Linked DNA regions of Homo sapiens: region 1 is linked to region 2. Evidence: read pairs that join two places in POLR2A ChIA-PET (ENCODE). Cell type or tissue: Panc1. All regions are shown on one strand. Each heading gives the region's core, and the rest is flanking DNA. Links, peaks and the distances in the headings are about the cores only. Region 1 holds the start of SIX1 (SIX homeobox 1). Region 2 overlaps SIX4 (SIX homeobox 4).

Region 1 (15,586 bases), core at 5,872-9,871, 52 kb before region 2:
AGAAAGAAAAATATATTTAAAAAAAAAAATAGGGCCCAATGACAGCAATACACCACTCACCTTTCAGAAACAGAATCATACTCCTGGTGTTCTACTAAGTTTTAATTTAGACTGCTTTAGGTACAATAGAAAAGAAACCTGAAAACACATGCTGTTTTAGTAACAAATACCAGGTTGCCAGATTCGTTGGCATACCTTTGCAAACTAGAAACTAGAAACAGGAGAAACCCTTTACAGGAGTAGGCTACAGATATGAAAGCTTTGAGGGCATGAGTAATGGCATTCAGGAAAGTGTTTTTTCACATTGGTACATTTTTAGAGTTTGTCATTTAAAAAAAAAAAACCCAAGAAAACAAACAACAACCAAAAAATCCCACTAAATTTGACAAAAATAGTTGCATTACTAATGGTCACGTCTATTTCTGTCTCACATAGAGAGCATTAAGACATTTAGGCACTTGTTTTTTCCTCCTAATACTGGTCTTTTATTTTAATCTACATTAAATTGTTTAACACTAAATATGAAAAATGTAAACTTAATTTTTCCTCATCAAAGAAAGTTATAGATTGTATTTTTCCTGTTCACCTTAAGAATGTAATCAGTTCTTCTGAGCCTGGAGGCTCTTATTTTCACTATTTTTATCTCCCTTTCTCTTTCTCTTTCCATTTCCTTTCCCTCTTCACATTTCTCCATATATAAATTAAAAGGAAATAATGAAAATCCAGTTGATTTGCAATTCCCATTCATTGAAAAAAAAGAAAGGCTGCTGAAACAGGCGTATCAGTTGCCCAGAACTCAGACTGGGTGCCTGGGTGCTTTTGTTTGTTTGGGTTTTTTTTTTTTTTTTTCCCTGATCTCTGCATTGGGAAGGAAAATGCAAAAGTGGAAAGAGTTGGAGAGAAGAGGAGATTAAGCTTGAGATCGCTGTTGGTTTTGATTTTTAAAAAGATATTTGTGAAAGTCCACCATTCCTTTATGCGCAAACAACTCCAGAAACAAGCTGCAAAAATGTTCCTGATTTCTATTTACAAGTGTCCCTAGTCGCTGCAGTGGTTGCTGCTCCAGGAATCCCTTCGAGGCCCCAGTCCCTCCCCACTTAGGACCCCAAGTCCACCAGACTGGAGGTGAGGGGGCCGAGCAGAGAGTCTTGGAGCTGATGCTGGTGGGTCTGCAGGCCGTGACTGGGCTGCGAGGCTGTTAAGCCCGGGAGAGAATAGTTTGAGCTCCTGGCGTGGCCCATATTGCCCTGCAGCAGAAGGACCGAGTTCTGGTCTGGACTTTGGGGAGGTGAGAATTCCTCTTCTGAGCTGGACATGAGCGGCTTGCCCCCTTCCAGAGGAGAGAGTTGGTTCTGCTTGTTGGAGGAGGAGTTATTGTTTTCGGTGTTCTCCCTAAGAAATAGAGGACAACACCATATGGTTAAAAAAAAAAAAAAAAAAAAAAAGTAGGTTAAAAAAAAAGTGTGAGATGGAGGGAGGGGAGCTGGAAGGAGGAAAGGGCCATTGTGCAATCTGTCACCAACCCAAATGGAGGAGCTCTACCCTTCCACCCATCCCCAAGGGTAATGGGGGAGGTGAGGAGTCAGAGGAACCTGGAGAAATGGAGAGCTACGGACAGAGCCTCCTGTTAGGAGCCAGGTCCTTTTCTCTTCCAGATTTCAGAAAGTGATAGATTAGCAGGATTTATTTGAAACATACAAAATATATGTTTTAAATTTTGTTCAAGCAGTTACATTTAAATACATATAAACTAGCAACATATTTAAATGTAACTGAAAATCTTTCAATAAATAGATATTGGTGATAAAGAAATGATAGAGGACAGAGTCCAATGCACAAATGTTTGGGGTGAATCAAGTCCATTGCCTTGTTCGCATATGAGGAGACAATTAAACATCCCGTTTTCCTGCCCCAGCCCAGAGTTGGTGGTTTTGCAGACACAGAACAGGTCATGGGAAGTGGTGCCCAGCGCGGCCCAGTGACCTGAGTAAACACAGGGAGCGCAGCCAGTCTCTGATTTCATCTGGAGTCGGCCCTCGGGCCTGGCTTATAGGACGGCCGTTTTGTAACTAAAGGCTAACTGCAACCATACAATCCCTGTTCCTGTGTTACTTGCTAACTCTTCAGCCCCTCGTGTCCCCCTCTCAAACTTCCTACCAACACCCACCCCAACCCATCCTTTCTGGGCAGGGGAAACTTCGCCGCCCCGCACAGGCTGCCAGCGGGCGCGGCGCGCTGGGGCGTCAGTCCGGGCACTCGGTACCGGTTAACTTCAGGATTTCGCTTCCCTCGCCGCTTCCGCCTTCCGAGTGCTCGTCAGTCCTCCCGACTCCTAGCGCCTGTCTGTCTCCTTTCTTTCCCCTTATCCTCACAGTCTCTGTCTCCCGACAAGCCCATTTCAGCAGAATTTATCCTGGCTCTGGTTTTCCACCAAGACAAGAAAGGGAGCAAGATCTTCGGCCCCTAGTCTTGGAAGCGAACAAAGGAAAACCTAACCGGCCCCTGCGCTCAGGTTTTCCCCCAAACTCTTTGGCTTCGCGGAGCGCTCTCCCCGCCACAGCCACCTCCCCACCGTCCTTCTGAATCTCTGTCCGAAACGCTATAGAGAACAGAAGGAGCCTGCCCAGGTGGCCGAAGGTGTTGCCCCGAGGTGGGGGAAAGTAGAGACCAATTTTTAAAATATTGCCTTGTGAGCTCCAGTGCGAGAGAGGGCTGCGACTGGAGACCCTTTCCTCGTCTGGGCATGCGGCGCGGTCAGCCAGACCGACGGGCTGCAGTGCCGGGCCACGCGCGAGCGAGCACGGCGAGGATCAACCCTTTCTTAATTTGGGGCGCCGGGGAGTAAATGCAGCGCCAACTCTCCCCAAAGCTCTCTTTTTGTTGTATCTTTAAAAGTCTCCTCCATTTGTCCAGCTAGTGAGAAATGAAGCAGGCTACCTCTAAACCAAAAGACTATCAAGAGAGAGCTGTGGAGAACCAGGCGGGAGTGGGGGCAGAGCCAATGTCTCAGGCCAGCTTCACCCCTCTGGGGAGCAAGAGGAGAGAGGTTCGCGAACCTCAGCTCCCACCAAACCCCTTTCCTTGCGACACCAATCAACATTTCACTGCCCGTTGATTTAGAAACTCACTCTCCACCCACCACTCATAGCCGCGGCCAGCCAGGGAGGCATAAAGACCAAATCTAGCGCCAATATTTCCCGACACTCACATCCCAGAGAAACCCACGCGCGGGTGCTCAAAGCAAATGAGGCCCCATCCTTAGCAAGGAACCTCAGAGTTCATGAACTTTCGCTGCAGCGCCGCGGAGGGCCTGCGCGCCGCCCCGTGGACGGGCTCCGGCCGGCGGGGAGGACTTGGTGGCTGGTGCCTGCGGGGGCGGGAGGGGGCGGAGGAGAAAGGACGGCTTCCTAGGGTCGCCCGAGTCGCGGGAAGCACGCCGCGTACCTTTCCTTGGCCTCCGCGGCCCGGTCTCTTTGCCTCCGGTTCTTAAACCAGTTGCTGACCTGGGTGGTGGTGAGGCCGGTGGCCTCGGCCAGCTCCCGCTTCTCACGCGGCGATGGGTAGGGATTGTGCGCGTACCACTCCCGCAGGACACCCCTCGACTTCTCCTTGAAGCAGTAGCTGGTCTCCTCGCCGTCCCAGATGGTGCGCGGCAGTGGAAATTTTCGGCGCACCCGATATTTGCCCACGGCGCCCAGGGGTCGGCCGCGCAGCTTCTCGGCCTCCACGTAATGCGCCTTCAGCCACAGTTGCTGCAGTTTGGGGTGGTTGTGAGGCGAGAACTGGTGGCTCTCCAGGATCTTGTAGAGCTCACGGAAGTTGCCGCGGTGGAAGGCGACCACCGCCTTGGCCTTGAGTACGCTCTCGTTCTTGTGCAGGTGGTCGCAGGCGGGCAGTGACCACAGGAACCTGCCCAGGCGCTCCAGGTTTCCGCCTTGCTGCAGAACCTCGCACACGCACGCCACTTGCTCCTGCGTAAAGCCAAACGACGGCAGCATCGACATGGCTGGGGCCTGCCGGGGCGCACGGCCCAGGCGCACGCGGCAGGGAGCAGAGCCGAGAGGCAGGGGGCGGCGGCCGCAGGGAGGGGGGCGCGGCTGTTCCTAACCTCCTCCTTAGGCTTTGCAAAGGCGAAAACCGGAGTCGGAACTTGGCGGTGGGCGGCCAAGGAAGAGAAGGCGGAGGAGTAGGGGAGGTTCTGGACACGGAACGGCCGGCGCACTCAGTAGCCTTTAAGGCCTTGCTGCCTCCGACCTCCCGCCCGGTGGATGCTGCTAGTTGCCGGGGAACTTGGTTTCTGTTCTCCCCGCAGCGGCCTTAAAGCGCGCAGCGTCCCCGGCACGCTGATTGGCTGCCGGCGGCGCCTATCCGGGGCTGGCCAGCCAGCGCGCCGCCCGGCTGGGCAGAGAGGCCGCACCGCCCAGAGCGGGGAGGGCGAGGCTGCGGAGCTGGGGGTTGGGGGTGTTGCCGGGGCTGCGCGGGTAGGGAGTGGTGGGAGGAGAAGGAAGAGGAAAGGTGGGAAGCCAGTTGGGGTCTGAGGGAGCTGCGCTGCGGAGGTGTGGGGAGGTAGGGAGTGGGTGAGCGCGTCAGGACCCTGCAACGCGGGACCCGTCGCCAGTATCACCTAAGGGGAGTCGCGCACAACTCCGCACAAATCAATGACTCCAAACCTTAATTCCTCCCCTCTCCCTCCGTACTCTTGTCCTCATCCCTTGCAGACTTGCCCTCTCCCGGTGAGCTCATATTTAATTACTTTAATGTTGGAATGAATAAATAATGGATTGATGAATAGCTTATGGAACGCGATAAATAATTCAAGAGCAGACCAGGGTCCGCGCATGCAGCCTCTGGAAGAGTGGCTTCGGGTTGGCTTCAGCTCGAGGAGTCCAACCCTATTTCCTCCTCCCTCCCCCCACCAACTACCACTGTCCTCCCCCCACTGCTGCACACCACCCTCCAAAGGGCACAAGTACTCCCAGTCGGACAGCGTTTCCCTCGTTCACAAAAGACCTCCATGATTTGAGACCAGGCAGAGAGCTGTTTAGAGCATACTTGCTGAGCACCTAGAGACTCCGAGCGTTCATTTGTGATTTGGTATCTTAATGTTCTGCGATTGAAACCAGCAGGTTCCTGAAGCTTCTGGACTCAATTTCCCCATCTGTGCGGTTGTGTTTTGCAGTGCCACCTCTGCTACTGAGGAATGCCGAGAGGCTTTACTTGCTATTAGCAAAAATGCTTTGGGAACCTCGTACGAAAGGCGCTGGATGTGGTGTAAATTAAATAAAACTGTGCCCGGCTCCAATAACCGTCCGGTTGTAATATAATCCTTACCCTGCTCTGAGAGGGACACTGCCCTCAAAGCGAGAACGACAGCGGCTCCAAGAAGATTAAATAAAGAGGTGTGTGTGTGTGTGTGTGTGTGTGTATGTGTGTGTGTGTGTGTGTTGCAATGCTGGCCTATTTTGCTGCCAGGGAATGAGAGATGCACTGCAATTTAAGTCCCATCATCTGCTGTTTTGTTTATGTGTGGAGAATGCTTAGTAAAACTGCACAAACAAGTGAAGTTGTAATTATCTTAAGCCTCATTTGCACACCTAGTTCCAAAGCAATAATTAAAAGGATTTTGAAAACAATTAGCCTCTCTAAACAAAGATAATCTATTGTCAGTAGCTGAGACTAGCAGGAGATAAGAACAATGCGTGGAGATAAGGGAAGCCAAATGGTGGAAGGAGAGTGACTTTATGACTATACTTATCTCTGATTAGATAAGTTCAAAACAGAATTCTAAGTACACTTCAAAAATGCTTTTGATTTCAATGTGCCCTCTTAGTGAGTGGTGAAGAACAAACTGTAGGCTCCTTAAACTGGCTTGTCTTCTTCAAATATGTTTTGATTCCTTTAGCCAAAGAGCCCAGCACTACAGAACCTTTTGCATATTGAGATGCAAGTGGGAGAAGGAGAAGCATGTCTTGGTTTCCTCTTTTATTATTAATATGGTTTTAAAATGATGCACCCAGTACAGTGCACCCTGCAACATACATTCTAAACTCATAAAGGGTTCCCACCTCAGGGCTGCCACATGGGAGATTCCAAGTAGACAGGAAGCTGCTTCTCTGCTGAACATAATGTTTTCTGCATCCTTGAAACTCTTGCTTATTCCATGCAATTAGATCTTGGAAGCAGATGCTGATATTTCATTACCTTAGGCTTTTTTTTTAAAAAAATGCATTTAATAGGTGTGCATGCTTTCAAAAGAGCCTCTGCCATATAGTATGCCCAATGACTTTCTAAACTGGAAGCCTGGCACTGCTAAACCCAGAGCCATGTCTGGTAATTTCCCCTCACTGTCTTATTTTAGTGCTTATGATGTTTCACATGAAGTCTTAAGGAGCTGCAGTGCCCTCCCAGAAGGAATGCCTCTGCTTGAAACAGTCCTTATTGACATGGCAGCTGTGTGAGGACCGGAACGGAGGCTTAAACCCGGCTCTAAAAATCAGTTAATACCCTAAAGTCTGGAGCAAGTGCGCACAATTACAATGGGGGGAGGGTCTTTAAGCACAACCACGTCTCTTAAAAGACAAACAGTATGTTGAGTATGGGGTGTGCTTTGTAATTAACAATTTTGTATAAGGAAATGAGGCATAGCCTGCACAAATAAGGGCAGGTATAAATTTACAGAGGATGACAGCAGAGATGGCAATTAGACACAAATAGGACCACCTTTTTTTCCCGGCTTCCTCCAGACCTACCTGCCCATTTCTTTTTATCTGTCTTCAAAAGGAACCAGGACGTACTACATTGCCGTCATCTGGGAAGACGACGTGTAGAAGGTGTGATTGCGGGAACCCGGGCAGAAAAGAGGTGCTCTTCCTCGGAGGCCGTGACTGGGCCGGCCAACATTTTTCCTCCCGCTTAATCCAATAGATCGCGTAACTGGAAAGGGAAAGTGCTATGCGCTTTATACCAAGGAGTCTACCTGCTATTTCGATCCCTCGGTTAGGGGAACCAATTGTTATAAATGTTAATTATTGGCTCGGATATATAAGGTTTCCCAAAATGGAACCTTTCACTGAAAACCGCTGAAAGAGGTAAAATGACATGAATTTACAAACCACCTAAACTAAATGATCCATTTTAAATCGCACACAGAAAGGTTTGAGTTGTTCTCGTAACATAAAACCTTTGCTGTCAATGCAAATCGCACGAAAAGCAGAGATGCGTTGGAGATTTAAAGGAAATGAGCAACTCTAGCCAGCCGGCTGCTGCCCTCGCTGCAGCGCGGCTCGGGAGGGAACACCGCTGGCAAGGAGCGCCCGATGCCAGGTTTCGGCTCTCCAGTGCCTCCTCTGTGCAGGTAACGGCCGCGTGCGCTTTAGTCGATGAAAAAGCATTCAGTGGGACAGCATTAGCTGTTGCTAGGGTTTCTCGGCTGGGTTGACAGGCCTTGATGCAAACACCCCTAGCTGGGACCCACTTGTTTCCCTTCTGGCTTGTAGCAAGATAGTTAGGGGCTCCCGGGCCGCTTTCTTGGAATTCTTTCACCATCCAGAACGACGGTGAGGATTCTACTCTACCTACAAATATTTGGAAAGGGAGGGCATAGAGAGGTGTTTCTTCAATAAATTCGTGTCATCGCTCTGGGGCAGTGCGGAGACTCCCCAAATCCGGCTGAAGTGCCAAAATTCTTTTTCCTCTGCTTAGTCGGAAACTCCGGGTGCCCTCGACCCTTGGGAACTCCGGCTCCGATGGCCGGCGTGGCGCCGGAGCAGCAGCCCACCTGCTCCTGGGGGACGCCGCTCCCCGCGAGGTCTGAATAGGCCTGGGGCTCAGGCAGAGAGATTTGCGGACTCAGAGAAGAGAAACCCAAAACCAGTCCATTAGTAAATGAGTTTTGTGTTGTCAAGGTTCTTTCCCATCCACTTGCTGTTCTGAAAAATAGATCACGTTTCGTTATCTTTAGTGGGAATCTGCAACGTGACACCGGATCCGCGCGGCCCCCGCCTCCCTCCCTGCCTCGCTCTGCCTGGCTGAGGGGAGCAGGCGGGCCTCCTCAGCTTATTTCTGAACAATGAAGATTTGTCTCTTCCCCAAGTGTATTTATGTATGTATGGAGGGAGGAAGTTTTCTCCTGGAAGCGGGAAGCTCGAGAGCAGAGCCTCCTACTTCTTTGGTGCGAAAACGCTGCGCTGGCCCAAGATTCAGGGCGACTGACGCCCCCCACCACCTCCACCGCCCACACCTGGACAAACAGAGCCAGCTGTGAGCCTGGCTCGCCGCTGAAAACCCTGCCGCCCCGCGCGGCTCCCGAAAATACCATCTCCGTATTGTCTCGAGGTCAGGGAAGGGAGAAAGAGAGAAACACACACAGACTGATGGACCGACTGAGGGTCAAGCACTGGGAGGGAGCTCAGACTGGAGGGGAACAGAGCTGGGGTGTGTGTCTTTGGAAGAGTTATTCTCTCTCTCCCTCTACGTGTGTCCCCGTGGCAGGTCTTTCCCAGAGTGTGTCTCTAACTCTTTTCTCCATCTGAAAGAGGACGCTCGTTCATTCTGTCTGTATGTGAACCTGTTTCTCATTCTCTCTCCTTATCTCTCTCTCTTCTTTCTCATTGTTTTTCCTCTTCCTCTTCTCATCCTCCTCTTTCTTCCTCCTTCCCTCCCTCTCCCTTCCCCTCGGCTCTGGGCGCTCGTTTTTTTCTCTCCGGGACTGGGCGCTGTGAGGTTTCACAGAGTGTGCTTATGTCACCCACTGAGGCAGCGCAGGTAAGTTCTCTTGAAAGTAGACCCTCAAGTCTGGGCGGTGTAGTAGGCCTTACTTGGCGAGAACCTTTCACAGGGAGTGGAGGGCGGGCAATAGATGGTGTAGCCTGCACGGAGGGCGGGCAAAGGTGTATTGGCCACCTAGGGGAGAAAAGGGTTAACAAATTGCCCTCTGAGAAAGCTCTGACCAATCGCCAGGTTTGAGCTAGAAGACCCTACTCAACATCAGATGCCAACTACCTCTCTGGAAAGTGGAGCCAAGGTGTCACAAGAAACAATTCTTAAGAATTAAAGGGACTCTGCGCCCCACCCCCCATTCCCTGTTTTTTAAAATGTCTCCTTAGGGCAGGTTTATGAAATGAAACTCTCCAAAACCGCTATCTTCCATTGAATTTCCAATCAACTTTTTTTTCTCAACTTATGTACATCCTGAATACCACATCTGTCTAAGCTAAAAAGAATTTCCTTTTGGGAGGTGAAAGCCTGCAGCTCCTCCTGTTCAGAGGAAAGTGCTAGTGACGGTAATGCAGGGTGACACTAAATAAACAGTTAGGGTGGACTGGAAAGATGGAGTTAATTATCCAGTGAGCTGCATTTCAGCCCAGACCATCAGGGGCTGATTTGTTTTGGCTCATATTTGGAGGAAGGAGACAAACCACTCTTCTCCACATCTCCTTGGGATCCTGATCATTCATGTCTTCAACAAAACAAAAAACAAAAACCACTACCCAGGTATCACTGCTTCACTTAAATTTTGGTTTATTACTCCTCTGCAGGCTCTGAAAAAATGTCCACTCCATTGCCCCATATCCCTGGAGGGAAGAACCAAAGCGACTCAAAAATGTACTCCCACGAGAAGAAAAATCAAGCTATTTGGAGTCCAAATGGTAAGGAGGCCCAGTGACAAGGAAAGCAGACATTTAGCACCCCTCCCCATCTCTTCACTTGAATTCTTACAATAAGCTTATAAAACTATGTGTTTATAAAAACTAAGATATTGGCTTGGTTTCATGATGGTTTTACTCCACTCTCCAAAAAAATCAGGCTTCGTGAAATTTGAAATGCAATTAGATTTATCGTTAGCGTGATTCACTGACTATCTGGTTTCCTCAGGTAAACCTGCACTTACATATAAATCCTAGTAATTTGAAACTTCTCCCTACCCACTTTGCCCACCCACTCCCCCCCCACCCCCGCATTCTGATATTAATAATCCCCGGCTGCCCCTCTTTCCGGGTCATTACGGTACTGCTGGTCTCTAATCAATCCTAATGCGATGGCAATTGGAGTCCCTGATGACTGCGGCTCGGGTTTCTTGTAATGGCTCTACCACATTTTCCTGGACCTCCTTCTTTAACCTGAGATGCCAGGGGGACAAGTCTCTTCTCGGCTGCTGATTACTTCAAGATGTGGGGGCTGGTTTGAACTGAAGGATAAAGACACGCGCACAGCGTGGCTGCCACAGCAGGCTGGGCGGCTGGGGAGAGCAGACGTCTGCACGCGGGGCGCCGCAACCCGAAAACCTTTCGCTACTCTCTTTTCTTTCCCCCATTTTCCAGGCCCAAACTCACCCTGGTGGACCGAGATGAAGATTCTCAGAGCAGATTTTTTTTTTTTTTCCTGGTGCGGAAAGGCCTGGTGGTCTCTGGGACTCTCCAGTTATCGAGCGTTCCCACCCTACAGCGTCCGCCCAGGCGCAGGCCTGCCCCTAGTTCAGGAGTGAACCCCTTCTCCCATTGCAAAGAGCCAGCTTCTTTTTCCTTCGGGTTGTTTTCTCCCAATGCCTTCCTCCTCCCCAATTGCCCAATTGTAGAGTGGGTGTCCTGAAGAGAAACTGGAATCTCTGTCCCGCCCCCCCGCCCCCATCTCATTCACTAACCCTTGACCTTTCTCCTGTTCCTCATCCCAGCAGTGCCTGAAGTTCCCAACCTGTTCCTGACCCAAACCCCAGACCCTGAGACCAGAAGCTTGGCCTGGTCATGTTGGGATATGACCTCTTCTCCCTCGACCTTTGGGGATTCGTCGCTGGGAATCCTTAGCCTTTAGAGATAAAGGGCCAACACTCCTTTCTCGCTGGTGCCACCCGGAGACGACCACAAGTGGGAACTTGCGCCTGCCTCCCTTCTCCCCGGCCGAAAGCTCTAGTTCGCCTCCCCTACCCCCGGTCCAGGCTCGGCAGCGAGGCAATCAGCACGTTCGCGGCATTTGTATTCTTCCATTTCTCAGCCTAAGCCATTTAGTGTAACCCGAGCTCAGGATAATTGCCACGTCTCTGCCGTGATACTTTTTAAAACAAGATAATGCTTCTGAATTGCGGAAGAAAGTGCTGCGGACAAATTGGGCGCTGAGCTGCTGAGATGGATCGCTTTGTTAGTGGAGGCCAGTGGTTTGTGACTCAATTAGTGCATTTCTGGGAGCCGCCTGTGTTGTACAGTAGGGTCAGCTGGAAGCAAACTACCCCTGTGGCTCCCACAAGCGGGTAGGAATTCGGGGGATGGGAGCACTTCAGGCCTGTACCTCAGTCGGTGCATACCCAAGCCGTGGGATCTGTTTTTGCATTCTCACACGAGCATATTGCTCGGGTTCTAAAGGATCCAGATTTTCGCAGACAGAAGCTCGACCGCCTCTGTTCCCAAAAGGGCCGAGCGGCGTTTGTCTGAATCACCAGTCCTCTGAGCAGTGGGAAAAGAGATACTGGGTAGAGGGTGCTGGGAAGGTGCCCACTCATCCATGCCCCTCTGCGCGTCTCGCCCACTCGCTTAGGCTTGGACTTTGCAACAAGGTTTCCAACACCGCTGCAGTGCTTGACAAAGCCCTCCTGGAAGCCAGCAGGGTGAGGCTGCCAGCAAGCAGGCGGGCTGCGAGGGACGCTTTTAGGACTAGGAAGAAGGCCGTAAGATCTTTCCTTACCTCTACTCAAGTTCACCCGCCACCCTCACCCATCAACCCTCGTGCAGGCCCGGGTCCACGTTTCGCGGACTGATCCTGAGCCTCAGTATAACTCGCTGTGCCAGGTGCGCGCGCGCAGCCAAGTATCCGCGCGCGGACGCCGGGGAGGCTTCACCGCCCGGTGTGCTGGCGGCCCCGCCCGCTGGCTCGCAGAGCGGGGTCTCGCAGAGCTGGGCCTCACCCGTCGCCCCGCCGCCTGCACCAGAAACTCCCTCCCCGGGCTGTGCGGGAGCTCTTGGGCGCCGCGTCTGCGCCGGGGCCGACTCCGCCCAGGCTTGTAGCCAGAGGTCGCGCTATCTCGCCGGGCTGGCCCGGCGCTCTCTGGGGTTGTTCCCTCGGGCGGTGCATGGGGCCCACAGGCGTCGGGGCTTGAGGGAAGAGGGGCCGGGGCCTGAAGGGCGGGGACCACAACGAGGCGCGGGGAGGTCAGTGGAGCGGAGAGCCGGCGCAGGCCGGCGGCGGCGCGGCCGGAGGAGAAAGAGGGCGCTGTCTTCCTGGCAAAGGAGTTTTCGCCTGGCCGGCAGGAACCGAAACAACAACAACAACAAAAAAAAAAGAAAGAAAGAAAATCTGCTCCGCCGAGTCCCCGGAGTGAAGAGCGCGCGGCGGGAAGGGTCTGGGGTAGCGGAGCGGATTCTCGGCCCAAAGCCTGGGGACCGCTCAGCCCACCTTGGCTTCGCCAGCGCCACGTAGCCCCGGACGGCACTCGCGAGGAGGGAGTTTTCTTTGGCTTCTTTAGCTGTTTCCATAATCGCCTTCTTTTAGGGCCATCCCTCCCTCACTTTTTCCCTCCAAAAACTGGAGGCGTTGGGATAAGGACGGCGACGCTTCGCTGGCGAATGAGGTGCCTCAATTTGCCCGAGGCGAGCGGGGAAATCGGGATCTCCTTTCATGAAGCCGAGTTGGCTTCTCGGTTTCGTGGAATCTGCGGCCGGAAGCCGCGACCCCAGCCAGTCATTCGCGTTGAAGCGCCGCAGCAAGTGGCAATGCTTTTGGCCGCGCATTGCCCAGGAACAGCAAAGAGATGGAAGACCCTCTCATTTACCATCACCAACTGGTCGGGGAGCACACGCAGAGACCAATAAGGTCCCAAAGACAACTACTATCAACCATTCTCCACCCAAATCCACACATCAAAAAGACTGAACTTGTATTAATGCGGGTGAAACAGCCATCCCTCCATTCCAAAAGTACATACTTCTCTGTCATCTACCCAGGATAATTTGTTCTTGCCTTTCCATGAGCGTAGTAAACCAGGCAAAGCAAAACAAAAGGATCCCAGACTCACTTATCTTCTGCCTTGAAAGGTCGCTCTGGATTCATGGACATATTTAAAGGCCCTCCTGATTTGTACATAGATACTAGAGCCGATCATCTCCATCCACCTCTGCCGCCAGAGCGCCTCAAACTCCAGTCTCTATTTGAATTTCCTGTGAAGTCTTGACTCTTCTGTAGCCCCTCCAGTAGAATCCAGGTGGCCTTGTAGTTCCGCCTTTGGCAGGAGACTTATTTCCTAGGAGTAACTGGGTGGGCTGCAGTCCGCCTGCCTCTTCACATTGAGAAGCGCTTCTCTTGTGGGAACGTCTGTTTCTATTCAGCGGATTTTCTAATTTCTTTGATCAGCCTAAATATTTTCTTGGCAAACGGAAATTGACCATGCCATGAATATGATAACAACCTGCTTGGAAAAAAAGCTATTTTGTTTCCAAGCAGCAGAAAAAAAGGGGTGGGGGGACGGTGAAGGAGGCTGGCTGTTAGGAATGCCTGTAACAGATTCCAGCACATACATCTTTTTGCAGTCTCTGAAGCAGCTTTGTGAAAACTGCCTTTTCTCTCTCGTGAAGCTTCTTTCCTTCCTCTCCTCCTCTCAGTTAAACACACACCTGGTCTCCTAAAAGCCTTTGATACTCTTTATTAAAAAATAGAACTTCAATGGATGCCTCAGGAGACTTTCCCTTTAAAACATAGATGAAAGGCAAGGTTAATACAATGTTCTCTTAATCCCTTTGCCTTCTGAGTCAAAATAAATATTTTCTTCTGCATGTGATTGTACATCCTGCCATTTGGCTATGGCTATAAGCAAATTGACGGTAATAAAAATGTTTTGAGGCTGTGTATTAAATGCCGTTCTCTTGAAACCAAGGGAGGGGAGGGAGGAGCCTTACTTCACAGGCAAGAATTGGTGGATTTCTGAAAAAGCTGCAAGAAAAGGACCTTTCACCTCTCATTAGTGATGCCATCAGTGCTCAGGCAGAGTGGAGCTGAGGTCATGTTACATATGGCACACAGTCTGCTCAGCACTTGAAACGTCAGCTTTGAAATTTTAGAGAGGGGAAAGGTCATCTTTAATAAGCTAAAGTCTGGGGCTCCCATTGCCCTCACTGCTAGCTGGGTGGGTGTCCATATGCTTCAAACCCTATGCAAAAGTTTTTTTCTTTTTCTTTTTAATTTGCAGTTTAAGGCTGATTTTTGTTTCTTCATTGAAATCTTAATGTTTTCAGCTGTTAATACTCCAAAAGGCCTTTCATTTTTATAGCAACTTCGTCATCTTTCCTTTTCTTTTCATGCAGTCATAAAACTGTCTGTTCTGAGTGATAGCTTTTTAGAGCTCAACTTCCCAGGAGAAATGAAGTGTATCTGTCCATCTGCATACATGAATCCAGACATGTGGGCTATAGGGTTACCCTTCTGTATGGGTAATTTAGACTTCACTCTTGTGTACTCATTATTTACTGAACCTTCAAAACACTGAAACTTCCATATTATATGAAAACACTAGTTTCTGAAAACTTCCTGGGTACTACTAAAATTTTTTATGCCAGTTACTGAAATTTCACATTTTATTTTTACCATGTGGGAGAAACTCTCAAATCAGAATATACTGCTTTTTCTAGAAGGCTTGAAATTAAGACTACCCAACAGATGCTATAATGGTAGATACAGTACTGAAAAAAAAGGTGCTAACATCTCACTTCCTTGTTCAGAAAATATTAGAAACATTTGTGATTGTTTCATCCTCAAATTTGTTCAAGAAGTGAAGTCAACCAAACCAAGGCAACTGGCCGGACACAGTAGCTCACACCTGTAATCACAGCACTTTGGGAGGCCAAGGTGGGCGGATCACCTGAGGTCAGGAGTTCGAGACCAGCCTGGCCAATATAGTGAAACCCCATTTCTACTAAAAATACAGAAATTGGCTGGGCATGGTGGCGCATGCTTGTAATCCCAGATACTCAGGAGGCTGAGGCAGGAGAATCACTTGAACCTGGGCAGCAGAGGTTGCAGTGAGCCGAGATCGCACCACTGCACTCCAGCCTGGATGACAGAGCAAGACTACATCTCAAAACAAAACAAAACAAAAAAACCAAAGCAACTGAACTATCCCCAGATCTCTTTGCAGCCACTGTAAAGATGGATAAAAATACCTTTAGGTAGGCCAGGCGCAGTGGCTCAAGCCTGTAATCCCAACACTTTGGGAGGCTGAGGTGGGGCGCATCACAAGGTCAGGCGTTCGAGACCAGCCTGGCCAACATGGTGAAACCCCGTCTCTACCGAAAATACAAAAATTAGCCGGGCGTGGTGGCGCTCACCTGTAATCCCAGCTACTCAAGAGGCTGAGGCAGGAGAATTGCTTGAACCCAGGAGGCAGAGGTTGCAGTGAGTTGAGATCGTGCCACTGCACTCCAGCTTGGGCGACAAGAGTGAGACTACGTCTCAACAAAAATAATAATAATACTTTTATGTCACCCTGTAAGGAACTTCTCAATAGTGATTTGTTACTGAGTTCCAGAACATTTTTTTTTTCATATGGACCCACAGTCCAAGAGGAGTAGCCTTAACACACCATTACATGTATTCCTCACTTATTTTTCTTTGT
Region 2 (15,586 bases), core at 4,033-8,032:
CTGGGCTCAAGTGATTCTCCTACCTCAGTCTCCTGAGTAGCTGCTGCTTCTACAGGTGTGCTCCACCATGCCCAGCTAATTTTCTTTCTTTCTTTTCTTTTTCTTTCTTTTTTTTTTTTTTTTTGAGATAGAGTCTTGCCCTGTTGCCCAGGCTGGAGTTCAACGGCACGTTATTGGCTCACTGTAACTTCTGCCTCCCAGGTTCAAGTGATTCTCCTGCCTCAGCCTCCTGAGTAGCTGATTACAGGCACGTGCCGCCACACCCAGCTAATTTTTTGTATCTTTAGTAGAGACACCATGTTAGCTAGGCTGGTCTCAAACTCCTGACCTCATGATCTGCCTGCCTCAGCCTCCCAAAGTGCTGAGATTACAGGCGTGAGCCACCATGCTTGGGCTAATTTTCTTTTTTTTTTTTTTTTTTTTTAATGTGGTGACGGGGTCTCACCATGTGGCTCAGTCTGGTCTCAAACTCCTGGGCTTAGGTGATCCTCCCACCTTGGCCTCCCAAAGTGCTGGGATTACAAGCTTGATCCTAGGTAAGAGCCGTTGCACTTGGCTTATGATGCAGCTTAAATTCAATGTTTCTTTGTTGATAATCTGTCTAGATGATCTGTCCAGTGCTGAGAGGGGGGTGTTGAAGTCCCCAACTATTATTGTATTGGGGTCCATCTGTACCTTTAGATCTAATGATATTCACTTTATATATTTGGGTGCTTCAGTGTTAGATGCATATATATTTACAATTGTTATATTCTCTTACTGCATGATTCCCATTATGATTATATAATGTGCTTCTTTGTCTTTTTTTTTTTTTTTTTTACAGTTTTCAACTTGAAATCCCTTTTGTCTGACATAAAGATAGCTACGCTGCTCACTTTTGGTTTCTGTTTGTATGGAATATCCTTTTCCCATTCCTTCATTTTCAGTCTATGTGTATCTTTACAGATGAGCTAAGTTTCTGGTAAGGAGCATATAGTTGAGTCTTGTCTTTTCATCTATTTAGCCAGTCTATATATTTTAAATGGGAAATTTAATCCATTTACATTCACAGTTACTATTGATAGGTGAAGATTTATTCCTGTCATTTGATTGATTGTTTTCTGATTGTTTGATATGTTCTTTATTTCTTTCTTTATCTTTTATTATTTACTGAAAAAGTTTTCAGTTCGGTGGTTTTCTATAGTGATACATTTTTTTTTCTCCTTTGTGTATCAGCTCTATAAGTGAGTTTTGTAGTTTTGCATGTTTTCATGATGGTGATTGTCCTCTTTTCATTTCCAGATGTAAGTCTCCCTTGAGCATTTCTTGTAAGGGCAGTCTACTGGTGATGAATTCCCTCAGTTTTTCCTTGTCTGTGAAAGATTTTACTTCTCCTTTATTGCTGAAGGATAGCTTTGCTTAGTATACTATTCTTGGTTGACAGTTTTTTCTTTGAGTAGTTCGAATATATCACTCTATTCTCTTTTGGCCTGTAAGATTTCTGGCCAGGCGCAGTGGCTCACACCTGTAATCCCAGCACTTTGGGAGACCGAGGTGGGCAGACCACCTGAGGTCAGGAGTTCAAGACCAGCCTGGCCAACATAGTGAAGCCCATCTCTACTAAAAATACAAAAATTAGCCAGGCGTGGTGGCGGAGCCTGTGATCCCAGCTACTTGGGAGGCTGAGGTGGGAGAATCGCTCAGACCAGGAGGTGGAGGTTGCAGTGAGCCAAGATTGCGCCTTTGCACCCCAGCCTGGGTGACAGAATGAGATTCTGTCTCAAAAAAAAAAAAAGAAAGAAAAGAAAAGAAATAGAAAAGAAAAAAGATTTCTGCTGAGAAATTCATTGTTAATCTAATGGGATTTCCCTTATATGTGACTTAATACTTTTGTCTTGCTGCTTTTAAAATTCTTTTGTTGTCTTTGACTTGTGACAATTTGATTATAATTTGCCTCAGAGAGAACCTGTTGGTTGAATCTATTTGGGATTCTTTGCACTTCCTCAACCTGAATATCCATCTCTCTCCCCAGACTTGGGAGATTTTCTGCTATTATTTCATTAAATATATCTTCCTCACCTTTCCCTTCTCTTCTTCTGGAATGTCCATAAGATGAGTATTTGTTTGCTTAATGGTGTCCCATAAATCCAGCAGGCTTTCTTCATTATTTTCCTCCCTCCTTCCCTCCCTCCCTCCCTCCATTCCTTCCTTCCTTCCTTCCCCCTTTCCTTCCTTCCTTCCTTCTTTCCTTCCTTCCTTCTTTCCTCCCTTCCTTCTTTCCTTCCTTCCCCCTTTCCTTCCTTCCTTCCTTCCTTCTTTCCTTCCTTCCCCTTTTCCTTCCTTTCTTCCCCTTCCTTCCTTCCCTCTTTCCTTCCTTCACTCTTTCCCTCTTTCCTTCCTTTCCTTTCCTTTTTTTTTATTTCAAAAGAGCTGTCTTCAAGTCCAGAAATTCTTTCTTCTGCTTGTTCTAGTCTGATGTTGAAGCCCTTGGCTGTATTTTTATTTCATTCACTGAATTCATTAGCTTTAAGATTTCTGTTTGTTTGTTTTAAATATCCATCTCATTTTAAATTTGTCACTAGAATAATGAATTGTTTTTCTTGATATCATTGAATTATCTGTCTGTATTCCCTTGTATCTCACTGAGTTTCCTTATGATTGTTATTTTGAATTCTTTTCTGGCATTTTCGTACATTTTCTTAGGGTTGAGGTCTGTTACTGGTGAATTATGATTTTTCCTTTGGAGGTAACATATTTCCTTGTTTTTCATGTGTCCCTACATTGATTTTTTTTTTTTTTTTGAGATGGAGTTTCACTCTTGTTGCCCAGGCTGGAGTGCAATGGTGTGATCTCGGCTCACTGCAACCTCTGCCTCCCAGGTTCAAGCAATTCTCCTGCCTCAGCCTTCCGAGTAGCTGGGATTACAGGCATGCGCCACCATGCCTGGCTAATTTTGTATTTTTAGTAGAGACGCGGTTTCTCTATGTTGGTCAGGTTGGTCTCGAACTCCCGACCTCAGGTGATCCACTGGCCTTGGCCTCCCAAAGTTCTGAGATTACAGGCGTGAGCCACCACGACTGGCCCAGGAGTTTCTTTAGCACAGTTTTGCTCCTGTCATACAGAAGCTTGCATCCAAATCAGAGGCCCGGTTTTTTGTTTATGTACAAATGCATTGGCATTGACAAGATTTGGGCTTCATCAGGTTAGCACCCAAGAGCTCAAAGATCCACTGAATGTTGCCAGATTCTGTACATCAGTGAAAATGTTTGGGGAAAATATGTGGCTTATGTTTACCCAGACCTCTGGGAAGTATGCATGTAAGGTAATATGATCATCAGGTATTTGAGGCAATGTGATCAGATTTAGGATAGTGTATCAAAGATTGCGCTTAACTATTTCCTTTTCCTCATAATAATTACTTTGATTTACAGATGTATCTAACAGTTTTCATGGAGAAATCCAACTAAGAAAGACTGAAAAGAGGTCTATCAGTATGAATTAATTAATCATTTTGAATTACAGAAATAAATTAAAAGGTAGTTTTATCTTGGCACGGTGGTTCTTGCCTGTAATCCCAACACTTTAGGAGGCTGAGGCAGAAGGATTGCTTGAGGCCAGGAGTTCAACACCAGTGGGTCAACATAGTAAGACCCTATCTCTTAAAAAAAAAATTAGCCAGATGTGGTGGCGCACACCTGTGGGGATTGCTACAGTGAACTGTGATTATGCCACTGCACTGCAACAGGGTGAGACTCTGTCTTTAAAAAAAAAAAAGAAAGAAAAGGCAGTTTCATTTATAGGGCATATAATAACTTAGAAAATATTTCCATGGGCCGGGCACAGTGGCTCACACCTGTAATCCCAGCACTTTGGGAGGCCAAGGCAGGTGGATCACTTGAGGTTGGGAGTTTGAGACCAGCTTGACCAGCATGGAGAAACCCCATCTCTACTAAAAATACAAAATTAGCTGGGCATGGTGGCGCATGCCTGTAATCCCAGCACTTTGGGAGGCCGAAGCAGGCGGATCACGAGTTCAGGAGATAGAGACCATCCTGGCCAACATGCTAACACCCCCGTCTCTATTAAAAATACAAAAAATTAGCCAGGCATGGTAGTGCATGCCTGTAATCTCAGCTACTGGGGAGGCTGAGGCAGGAGTATCACTTGAACCGGGCAGTCAGAGGTTGCAGTGAGCCAAGATCATGCCACTGTGCTCCAGCCTGGTGACAGAGTGAGACTCCATCTCAAAAAAATATATATAAATATATATATATATATACACACACACATATATATGTGTATATGTATATTCATGGATCTGCATGATAAACAGAGAGAAATACTCTATATTTAGCAATCAATGGCTACTGTATTTGAGAGGGTTTCCAAGGGATTTAAGATGTTTGTTAAAGTATCCCCACCTTAGATAATTTATATATGGACATGATGTTGTCTATACATTTAATTTATATTATTAATATGTACCATTTCAAATAAAATAGCTAAAGGTAAATTTTAGCCTAATTCATCACTCTTTGAAATAACACAAATTCTGTATTAACATAGTTTCACTATAATACTGAAAACTCAGTATTACAACACTGCTAGTTTGCTACCGTATATAAAAAAAAAGTCTGTGCTCAGTCTTAGAAAGTCAGATATGTGTTTGTTAAGATATCAGAGAATGACTGTAATAAGAATAGAAGTAAAAACTCTCATTAGCTGAGATTGCATATATTCTTAAATCTAGTGTGTGTTGGCCAGGCGCGGTGGCTCAAGCCTATAATCCCAGCACTTTGGGAGACCGAGGTGGGCAGATCACCTGAGGTAGGGAGTTCAGGATCAACCTGGCTAACATGGTGAAACCCCATCTCTACTAAATACACAAAATTAGCTGGGCGTGGTGGCACGTGCCTGTAATCCCAGCTATTTGGGAGGCTGAAGCAGGCAAATCGCTTGAACCCAGGAGGTGAAAGTTGCAGTGAGCTGGGATCATGCCACTGCACTCCAGCCTGGGCGACGGAGTGAGACTGCGTCTCCAAGAAGAAGAAGAAAAAAAACTAGTGTGTGTTTATTGAAGAGATTTAGGCAAATCTATTTAGTATAATTGGGATAGAACACTCCAACATCTTTTTTTTTTTTGAGACGGCGTCTCTCACTCTGTCACCCAGGCTGGAGTGAAGTGGTGAGATCTCAGCCCACTGCAACCTCCACCTCCTGGGTTCAAGTGATTCTCCTGCCTCAGCCTCCCCAGTAGCTGGGATTACAGGTGTCCACCACCACACCTGGCTAATTTTTGTATTTTTAGTAGAGCCAAGGTTTTGCCATGCTGGTCTCGAATTCCTGACCTCAAGCAATCCACCCGCCTTGGCCTCCCAAAGTGCTGGGATTACAGGCATGAGCCACCGTGCCTGGCCCTCCAACATCTTTTGAGATTAAGACCCCTGATGATTATTCATTTAGGGACAGGATTGAATCCATCCTCCTTCCTATGTAGTGTTAATAAGATTAATTTGCTGAGTAATGGGTAATGCACTCATTACTAAGCTATCTAAGGTCATCCATTTGATAAAGAACATAAGCAAGAATGTACTTATTAAATAAAGTGAATACAAAATTCATTATGTTCCCTAATTTTCAACAAAATATATTTTTGGTTTTCCTTTGGCACATCTCCTAAGTAGTTCTCATCTTAAACAACAAACACCAAAAAACCAGCAACCAAACAACGCTTGTCTTTCTATGGCTAGTGGCTAGATTTTATGGTTTCATTATAGCTAATGACTTATCTTTTCAACACAGGAATTCTCTGAAAGGGAATTTTCCCAGGCTGTGGATAAGATAGGTGTGGGGGAAACTACACTGTTAATTGCTTTCAGAGGCTCCAGCAGCTTAGATTTCACTGCCTGGGCCTTGATACCCAGTAGGGAAGTGGAGCACACAAAAGAGGAAATGGATAAAGGGTGACAATCTCTCTGCCTCTCCCCTTATCCATCCTTCTCTCCCAATCCCCCAAATGTACACACACACACACACACACACACACACACCCTGCTGCACTTACAAATAGGGAAAAATGCTCAATTTTACTAATCTACAGTTTATCAGCCATTATTACAGCTTGGTTCCTTTTGTGTATGTCTTTAAAAGCCTTCCTTAAAATGTAAATTATAGCTGGATGCTATAATCCTATAATCCTAGCACTTTGGGAGGCCAAGGCGGGTGGATCCCCTGAGGTCAGGAGTTCGAGACCAGCCTGGCCAACATGGCAAAACACCATCTCTACTAAAAATACAAAAATTAGCAGGGCGTGGTGGCAGGTGCCTGTAATCCCAGCTATTCAGTAGGCTGAGGCCGGAGAATTGCTTGAACCTGGGTGGCGGAGGTTTCAGTGAGCCGAGATTGCACCACTTCACTCCAGCCTGGGTGAAAGAGTGAGACTCCATCTCAAAAAAAAAAAAAAAAAAAAGTAAATTGCTCTGGGGTGGAGGGTTGGGATAATCATATCTGAAACTGTTAACCATCAACACCAGAGAGATCACTTAAGGCACTTGAGGAGGTAGGCCAATGCCTGAGGAAATGACACATCCCTTAGGGGGCAAAGTGGATACAGATGAAGGAGGTGGACAAGTACAGAACCAGACCTGCCTCACCTAGCTGTACACCTCTAAATAATCCTGGTGGGTCACAGGTTGTTGACCCCATCCCAATTATTTTATCTTCCATTTGCAGCTCTTAGCAGGTCACCATGTGCTTCCCCTCTGTAATTGATTTGAACTTAACTCTGTAGGGGTAAATGAATTTTATTAAACCATTTTTTTCTTTTATAATAATATCTAACATACCCATTTCGCAGAAAAAATACAGGGCCCAGAGAGGTGAACTGATATTTCCTAAATCTCAAGGCTAATTAGAATCCAGGTTTCTTGATGCCTACCTCTACATTTCATTTACTATTCTTCATAGACTCTTTAGAGATCTGCTTAGTTCAAATGCAAATAATGTGGATATAGCCACAGAGAAAATATTTTTAGAAAGTTTATCTATACATAAGTATAAATAGGTTTTCTGCACATCACTGGTATTTTGAAACATTGATCTAAAAAAGGGTCAAAAAAAAAAAAAAAAAGCTCAGTGAGTACATTTTTGTTAATGCCCCATTTGCCTGTCAATCTTTAGCCTCTATCATCTGGAACACAGTTTTAAACTTGCATGTTAAGCAGAAAAACCTTGGAATAGTAATGAAATAATTACCATAAAGACCATTCACTAATGTTAAAAGATTTGAGGAACCACTCTCAGGGTCTACCCCAAAATGTATTGATTTATTTTTGTGCTCTACATAGGGATAATATTTTAACCAGTTTAGCAATATAGTTCCCTAATCCATAGCAATGAAATGATTTAAAGTTATGGATGCCTGTTACCATCACTATTCATTCAACAAATAAATTTTAAGTGCCTCCTATGTCCCATGCATAATACTAAATGCTGGAGAAACCAAGATGAATATGTAAAGAGGCAAACATATACTTACAGTGATAAGTACATTAGTGCCACACTAAAGGAAGGTATAAATCCCTGTCTAATCACAGAATGGGCTATGCACAATTCTACTTGTGAAAGTAAGACAAGGCTTCCTGAAGATGTGACATTGAGTGAGTCTTGGGGATTGGGTCGTTATGAAGGAATCTGGTTCCTTTGGCGAACAGTTTTATGTGGCTAGAGATGTGAGTAGGCAGAGAGGCAGGGCCTGGATCTTGGAGACTTCTTATGGTAAAGGGTTTAAACGGTATTTCATAGGCAATGAAGAGCCATGGAAGGTTTTAAAGTGGAAAACGAGGCTGGGTTAAGTCTTGAATTCTGGAAGTTCCATTTGGATGTAGTTGTAATGTGGCCAAAATCAGGACCAGACACTAGGATACCAGGTAGGAAGCAGTTGCAATAATTCAGTAGAGAAATGGTAAGTGCCTAAACTGTAGGAGTAACCTTAGTAATGGAGAAGAAGAAACTGAATCAAAAGACTGTAAAAGAGCAGACTTGGATAGACTTGTGATCTGATAAAGGTAGGGAGAAGAAAGGGAGACAAGACTCCAGAGTGAATCCCAGATTTTTGTCTGGCCATCTGGGTGAATACATGTTGCTGAAATGAACAACACAGAGTTGGGGCAGGCTTAGGGAGATGAGAGTTTAATTTTCCACATGTAGAATCTTAGGTGGACTGGGACATTTTGAAAATATCTATTAGGGAGCTGGATCTACCAGGGGACAGGTTCAGGCTGTGACAATCATCTTCAGTAGCAGTAAGTGGCTTTGGCTAACAGCAGGCAGCAGAATAGACACAAGTCTTGGAGAGCACAAAATTCTGGAGACAGTTGGAGGGCAAACTGCCCTAGGTGCAGTTCAAGAGCTCCTGAAGTATCTCCTGTCTGACAGCTCAGGGCAACATGGTAATAGTTTCCTAGTTCCGGCTCTCCTGCCTCCTGCAACTCCATTTCCCAGATTAGCCATGGCAACATTTTAAAGTGTAAATCATGTTATATTACTCCTTGCTTACAAGCCATGAGTGGCTTCTCAGACTCAAATTCAAACTATTTGAGACCAATAAAGCTCTACCTTTGATCTGCCCTTGCCTACCTCTCTGGCTAGATTTATCGCATGACCCCTGGAGTTAGCGCCGTAATCCAGACACTCTGTCCCTCCCTCAGGGCCTTTGTACCTGCTGTTCCCTATGTCTGGAATGCTCTTTTCTAGGTCTTGCTGGCTGGCTTCCTCCTTATTCAATTACCTCTGCTGAAATGTTACTTCCTTAGAGAACTTCCTTGATCAATCTAATGTATGTCTCCCACCCTAACATTTCATATTATCAATTTCATTACTCCTTGTTGTCAACTTTATAACACTGACCGTTATCTGAATGTGTCTTGTTTATTTATTTACTATCTACTGTATTGGAAATGGTGATATGCAAAGGTAAATTTTCATTTATTGCTTTTTTTTTTTTTGATACAGGAATTTGCTGTCACCCAGGTTGCAGTACAGTTGCACCACCCTAGCTCACTGGAGCTTCCTGGGCTCAAGTGATCCTTCCGCCTCCTTCTGCCTCTTCCTCCCAAAGTGCTGAGATTACAGGCCTAAGTCACTGTGCTTGGCCCATTTATTGTTTCTTAAGGGCAAGTGAACAAGTGGGGTGGAACCATATAGCTGAAGGCCTTGAATTCCCATTGAGGGTTTTTATTTAATTTGCTAGTTTCTGAGGAGCCACAAATGTTTTACGTACAGCAATGATCTTGTCCAATTTTTAAAAATATTTGTTTAATGTTCTAAAATGTAACCACTTCATTGGCTGGAGTGGTTGAACTCATTGAAACTCTGTTCATGTTAACTGGTTTACTTACATATAAAATTGTTAAATAAATGAGTGGAATATCAAGAATATAAAAGTCTAGATATAATATCTGAATTTAATTTGATGGCTTTAACTAGTTTTACAGAATTGTACAGTTGGTTTCCAATCTATTTTATTAACCTCCCCTTCTTTTCAGTGTAGAAGCATAGAAAACCAGGTTATGTAATTTTAAAATTAGGACCAAACTGTACGAAGGCCAAATTTTCTATATAGTTAGCAGCAACGCAGTTCTACTTGTTACTTTCAGTGAAACTATTGGTGCACCCAACCGTGGTGGTACCAGACTTTGGCTAATGGCAGTGCCCTAGGGATGGGTGATATTGAACTCTTTCAATAAGGTTGAAAATAGGAGGTCTTTGGACCCTTCAATTTAATTCCATTAAACCCTACAGAGTAACTGCCGTGTGCCAAACATCACACTCATCTCTAGGGACAAAAAAACAAAAAACAAAAAACAAAAAATGCTGGGAAGGGGAAGGTACACTTCTTCCTTTTAAGGAGGATGCAATCTAATAATTTACCTCTATGTAGTACAGTTAATTGCATAATTCTGCACAACGACTGACAAAGATTATTTTTCCAAAATCACTCCAATTGGCCTTATAACCATTTGCCAGCTTTTGGAATGTTTGTTTTTTCCCTTCCTCTTCTTCCCTTTTCCAGAGATAAATAAAACCAACATTATTTCTTTTTTCTTTTCTAGTAAGATGAGTCATTCATATTTAAAAAAACACAATATTTCCCAAATAATTTTCAATGCAAGGTATGTATAAATATAAAGTTTATTTAGCATAGTGTTTAGAAAAATAAGTTCACATCATTTCAGAAAACAAATAAAACACTTAATTGTCCAGGCATAAACCCCCATTACAGTACGACATACATACTTCAGATCTCTTTGGTTGGGTAATTAAGCACAGAAATGTTCTGGGACATGCTCTGTGTGCCATCACCTAACAGTGCAGTAAAGACTCTGTTACCCCACCCCATGATATACATTCTGTATAGAGTTTCTCTTTGTGTAAGGCACAGTAAAACCATATTGAGTATATAATTGGTTGCCTCTAAACATACAGTACATGCAACAAAATAATATTTTTGAGAACTCTGAAAGCCAAAAGAGTCACATGCTATACAATTTTGATTAATAAAATGTATGGTGGTAAATTAACATAAAATGTATCAATTAGATACAAAGTAACTGCTAGGCTCTATTATCTAAGTTTTACAAAGAGTTTAAAATATCTTTTGTGAAATGTAACTATTTCCCCATAGTTTTCCTGAATTATTTTTATTATGAGATGATCTGTCAAAACATTTTAAAGAATGAAGAACTTGTGGCTATGTACTAAAGCACACTTGTCTAGCATGTAGCAGGGCAGGCTGCCACACATGCCCAATAATCCAACTTTTAACATGCAAGATACAAGGGCATACACAGAGAGATTTAAGGTCAGTGTGCAATTTAACTATGGATTTTTACCTATGGCTATAATATCTACCTGCCTTTCATAACACAAGAAAGGCACTGAAACGTGTACAATTTAAAAAGTCTTTTCATTACTATAAATATACATGAGATATAAAGCAGTACAACACAGGTGCTCTTGCTTGATTGAGGAACAAATGCACCTTCTCTTTAAACAATAGACTGTCCTTTACTAGATTTAACTAAGAGCTAAATGCCAAATTCTGGCTGATAGAGTGCATAGATAGGCTTACACCAAAAATCCCACAGCCAGCAGCATGGGTTGGGTTTTGCAGGGAGTCATTTACCCCTGTTTTGATCTTCAGGGATCATTAGAGGGTCATTTGCAGCATTTTCAAGCATTGGTTTATGTAAGAGGGAAATTCTGCCACATGACTCCAAGGGTTCTGAGTCTGGCCCTTGGTATGGCAAAAGACATTTGCAATTCTGTGCAAGGAGATCATGGGGTTTATCTTACTCCATTCACATATACATGGGCTGCATACCAACTGGCCCTTATTCAACTGAAAGAATAGAAAAGAACAATAAGTTCTTTATACTGTGCATTGATTCTTACCTGGTATATTGTGTAGCTACCTGAAGTAATTGTAGGGTTATAATTACATCATGGTGGGAATATGAATGGGTTTCCTAGGTAAGTCTTAAGTTTTGTGCTATCTTTTCTTTTTCATAAGGGAGAAAAGAGGAAGAACACTGAATAAAAGAGAGGCTTATTGTATTTTCGGAAAACATATAAAACATTTCCAGTTATATATATATATATAGCATATATAACTAAAAACCTCCCCATCTCTCTTGTTGGATGGGTATTTGAAAATAACAAACTCTTGATATCTGCAGCAATCAAGTGGAAAACATCATTTTTATGTAAACTACACTGCAGAGCCATGTAATTAATCTCAGTAACAGGATCAGCACACACCCAAAGAAAAAACAAGCTCTATGAGTAGTAGTAGAGTGGAAAAGAACTCTCAAACACCTGACTTTGTAAAACAAAACAAAAAACATGTAGCTTCAGCAGTTTAGGAACATTCACCAATTCTATCAAAAATGATGTAGTTCTTTATCAAAATGATGGGAGAGGAATTCTTCATAGGGTTCTTGATATATGCCTGCAAGTTCCATTTATGATAACAAAAGTTAAATCCTCTATGTCCCTTATTCAACATGCTTGATTGATTGACATGTAGAGAACTAGAGTGGGCCCTTTGTTCTGATCATAAAAAAAAAAGCAAGATGTGGCCAGGCACAGTGGCTCATGCCTATAATCCCAGCACTTTGGGAGGCCGAGGCGGGCAGATCACGAGGTCAGGAGATCAAGACCATCCTGGCTAACACGGTGAAACCCCGTCTCTACTAAAAATACAAAAATTTAGCCGGGCATGGTGGCAGGTGCCTGTAGTCCCAGCTACTCGGGAGGCTGAGGCAGGAGAATGGCGTGAACCCAGGAGGCAGAGCTTGCAGTGAGCCAAGATCGTGCCACTGCACTCCAGCCTGGGCAACAGAGCGAGACTCCATCTCAAAAAAAAAAAAAAAGCAAGATGTGCTAACATCTAACACCTTTATGTTCAACAACTTGAAGTTATCTCTGAAGAAATTATTTTCTCACTTTTTTTGCTTTTCAGAGACTAGAGAGCAACTTTACTCACTACATAAATTTATTTGCATTGTTACATCTTGTGTTCAGAGTCTTGATAAAACTATAGCCACGGCTTACAACATTATTAAACAAGCTTCTTACAGAAACCAAAAATATTTACTTTTAAAGAAGACATGATAATATAGTGCAAACAACAGTCATGTGTCAGAGTGTAACAACTGATTCAAAACCTTTAGAACTAAGTTTCAACAGGACAGAATTTTGCTCAATAGAATTTACATATTTTCTTTCCTTTAAAATGGTTTTCATAGCCTGTATAATCAATTTGACATGGTATTTATAACTTATTTTCCTTGTAATGAAAAGTATCAACAATAATTAGTTGTTTATCCATTTGTGTGATAAATGTCATATATATTATTTAGTGAAACTTAAGTTCTTCAGATTTAAAGCAATTTTGTGGTGAAATTAACCCTGTTAGATAGTAGAAAAGAACCATCAGTGCTTCTGTTGACACTTCTGTACCTTACTACCAATAAAAAGGCCACGAGGTAAAAAGGCACATAGAATTCTATAAAAAACATATTTAAATGAATCAGAGTTGCTAAATAAAGAACAAGGATGTGAAAAAAAGTACCAAAATTCCAATATTGGGAGTTAGATTTCCTGTTTCAGTGTTATTAATATTGACCTTAATAGATTCCTGGTAAAAATCATTATTTTTAAAATCCTACAAAAAGTAAAACTTTGTTGGAAACGACTATGTTCACTTCCTGTTCAAACAATAAAAATAAATTAAACAGTAAGAAAACATATTTTTCAGTTCATAGCGCCTGAAGAGAAACATATACATTAAAAATAAAATTCACTGTAATTACTCAAATCCTGCTTATAGAACTGATATATTTACATTTATACTGAAGTTTCAGAGTTTTTAGTGGAGTTCCGCACTTTCTCAGCCACACTGAGCTATTAGAAATCACATTTGGAAATGTGTTGAGACAAATGTGTTTGAGACCCAAGACTTTCTCAAAAAATGCTGAAAAAGAGGTGTGTGTGCATATATATATGCATGCTACTTAACTTTAAAAATATGTACCATTTATGTTTCTTAACCTTTTCAATGCCCATGGAGTAAAAGTAAACAAAAACAATTGTATTATTTCTAATGGTCTGCAGCTATCTTTAATTTTCTATGTTAGGTGTATACATTTTTTAATTTAAAAAACTATCAAGTTCCATTTTGACCTTAGAATTATAGAGTCAACTAAATGATTCACTTTGACTTGATACATTTCACCTTGTCCTTTGTCTCCATCTATTTAAAAGAGAAATTTATAAGTGAACAAAAAGGCTGCAATAATGCAGTTCTACTCCTGTATACTTAACTGTGATCTTCATGCAGATCAATCTAAAGTCTCTTGTATGCATATACTTGCAAAACTAGAGTGTTTTCCTTTAAATGGGAAAATGTTTTGTGTCCTTGGGGCTTCATGAAAAGATTTGCCGCTGATGCCAAAAAGAGGTGAGGAGGAAATAAAGTTCATAAGTCTTGCATATCTTCATCCAGCTGGACAGTCTGGAGCTTGGCAAGCTCTTTTTTGTCTGTTTCCAGGTCTTCACAGACAGTATCAACCATGCCATCTAAGACATACTTGGATTTAGAGTCCAGCATCATTAAGCTACTTGTTGCTTTGCTCTCAGAATTTGATAAGAAATTCTCTTTCATGTTAGCTACCGATTGCAGAACCAAACGATGTTCTTGGACAAAATCCTGATGTACTGCTGGGGAGGGGTGACCTACCTGATCTTCAGCTGTAGGAACTATTTCCCCAAGGGCAGCCTGAGTCATAGGGACTGACAATAGGTCTTGACCAGTAATAAGGGAGCAGTTCTGAAGAGTTGCATAGTTAGTGTTGCTGACAGATGTCACAGTAGATTTGCTTGCCACCGGTGCAGACATTGGTTGGCTATCGGCAATGTCGCGGTTTAGCTCAGTGGGATTTAGTAGTGTAGAGGGACTGAGAGAAAAATTGTGAGTTGGAGATACATTAACTAATGAGGAGGCCAGTGGATGCAGGCCACTCCCCGAGATGTTTTCAGAAGACAGGTTTGCATTTACTTGTGCATTCTGATTGACAGGCATCAACTGAGAAAATACCAGGCTCCTTTCCAAGCCTTCCTGTTTCACAGATCCTATAGTCTGGCCTGTATTAGGAACCGTGTATACCACTGCACTGGGAGCAAGAGAGCTCAAGAAAACCTTTCCTTGCTGGACTGTGGTAGACTCACTTGTAAATGTGCTTCCATCTGAAGTGCTTGAGCTTACTGAGATATTACCTAAAAAAAATAAAGTACTGATTATCACTGATGGAAGTGAGAGGGAAAGAAAAAAAGTTACACACACGTTTTTTTCTCAGGTACAGTATCTATAAAGAAGCAACACTTCCATACAATCATTTAGCCCAATTCTGGTTCAGAATTACCTTGGGCACCTAAAACTACAGATTCCCAGGCTCTACTCCTTGAAAGTGTAACTTAGTACATCTTAGAACATCTGTTTTTACCTCTCCAAGTAAATATATATATAGATATATTTTGTATGGAGACATCTTTTATGTTTAACCCCAACAACAACACAGCCAAAAAAACTACTTGCGTTCCTGAGTCGCAGGTGTGCCTGTGTTCCCCATCTTTCATCAGCTTCTTAGAAAACACAGTGACTTCCAAACCTTTACTTTTTATGTCTCATGACCTCGAACGGTCTTGAGGATAGAACATGTCAAAGGTTCTGTTGCTTATTATTTCTTTTTTTTTTTTTCAGATGGAGTCTCACTCTGTCACCAGGCTGGAGTGCAGTGGAGCGATCTCGGCTCATTGCAACCTCTGCCTCCTGGGTTCAAGTGATTCTCCTGCCTCAGCCTCCCAAGTAGCTGTGACTATAGGCATGCGCCACCACATCCAGCTAATTTTTGTATTTTTAGTAGAGACGGGGTTTCACCATGTTGGCCAGGATAGTCTCAATCTCTTGACCTTGTGATCCACCCACCTCGGCCTCCCAAATTGCTGGGATTACAGGCGTGAGCCACAGCACCCGGGCCCTTTCTTT

What was found. ChIA-PET counts read pairs that join two places held together with the same protein. Peaks named below come from ENCODE experiments on the same cell type or tissue, not always from the same donor. Only the 100,000 strongest peaks of a DNase experiment are listed, where the experiment ranks them.
Region 1: POLR2A ChIA-PET joins it to region 2 with 7 read pairs; 5 of 35 experiments call an interaction of 5 or more read pairs at or near these places.

Annotation. Positions count from the first base shown.
Region 1 is chr14:60,645,186-60,660,771 of GRCh38, forward strand. It overlaps SIX1 (SIX homeobox 1), which reads right to left and starts at 4,292. Exons shown (of 2, transcript NM_005982.4): 1 at 3,445-4,292; 2 at 1-1,392. The coding sequence starts at 4,004. The coding sequence ends at 1,098. It overlaps MIR9718 (microRNA 9718), which reads left to right and starts at 3,463; the gene lies at 3,463-3,526. RefSeq lists enhancers at 1,711-2,333, 7,128-7,897, 7,898-8,666, 8,296-10,548, 9,747-10,581 and 4 more and silencers at 4,209-4,448, 11,776-12,045. In Panc1, for the core only: no CTCF peak of the experiment used is centred there; no DNase peak of the experiment used is centred there; H3K4me3 peaks cover 485 bases; H3K27ac peaks cover 642 bases.
Region 2 is chr14:60,699,387-60,714,972 of GRCh38, forward strand. SIX4 (SIX homeobox 4) reads right to left here. Exons shown (of 3, transcript NM_017420.5): 3 at 10,153-14,817. The coding sequence ends at 14,021. Among named protein-coding and RNA genes, the nearest start is that of SIX4, 17 kb to the right of the region's middle. In Panc1, for the core only: no CTCF peak of the experiment used is centred there; no DNase peak of the experiment used is centred there.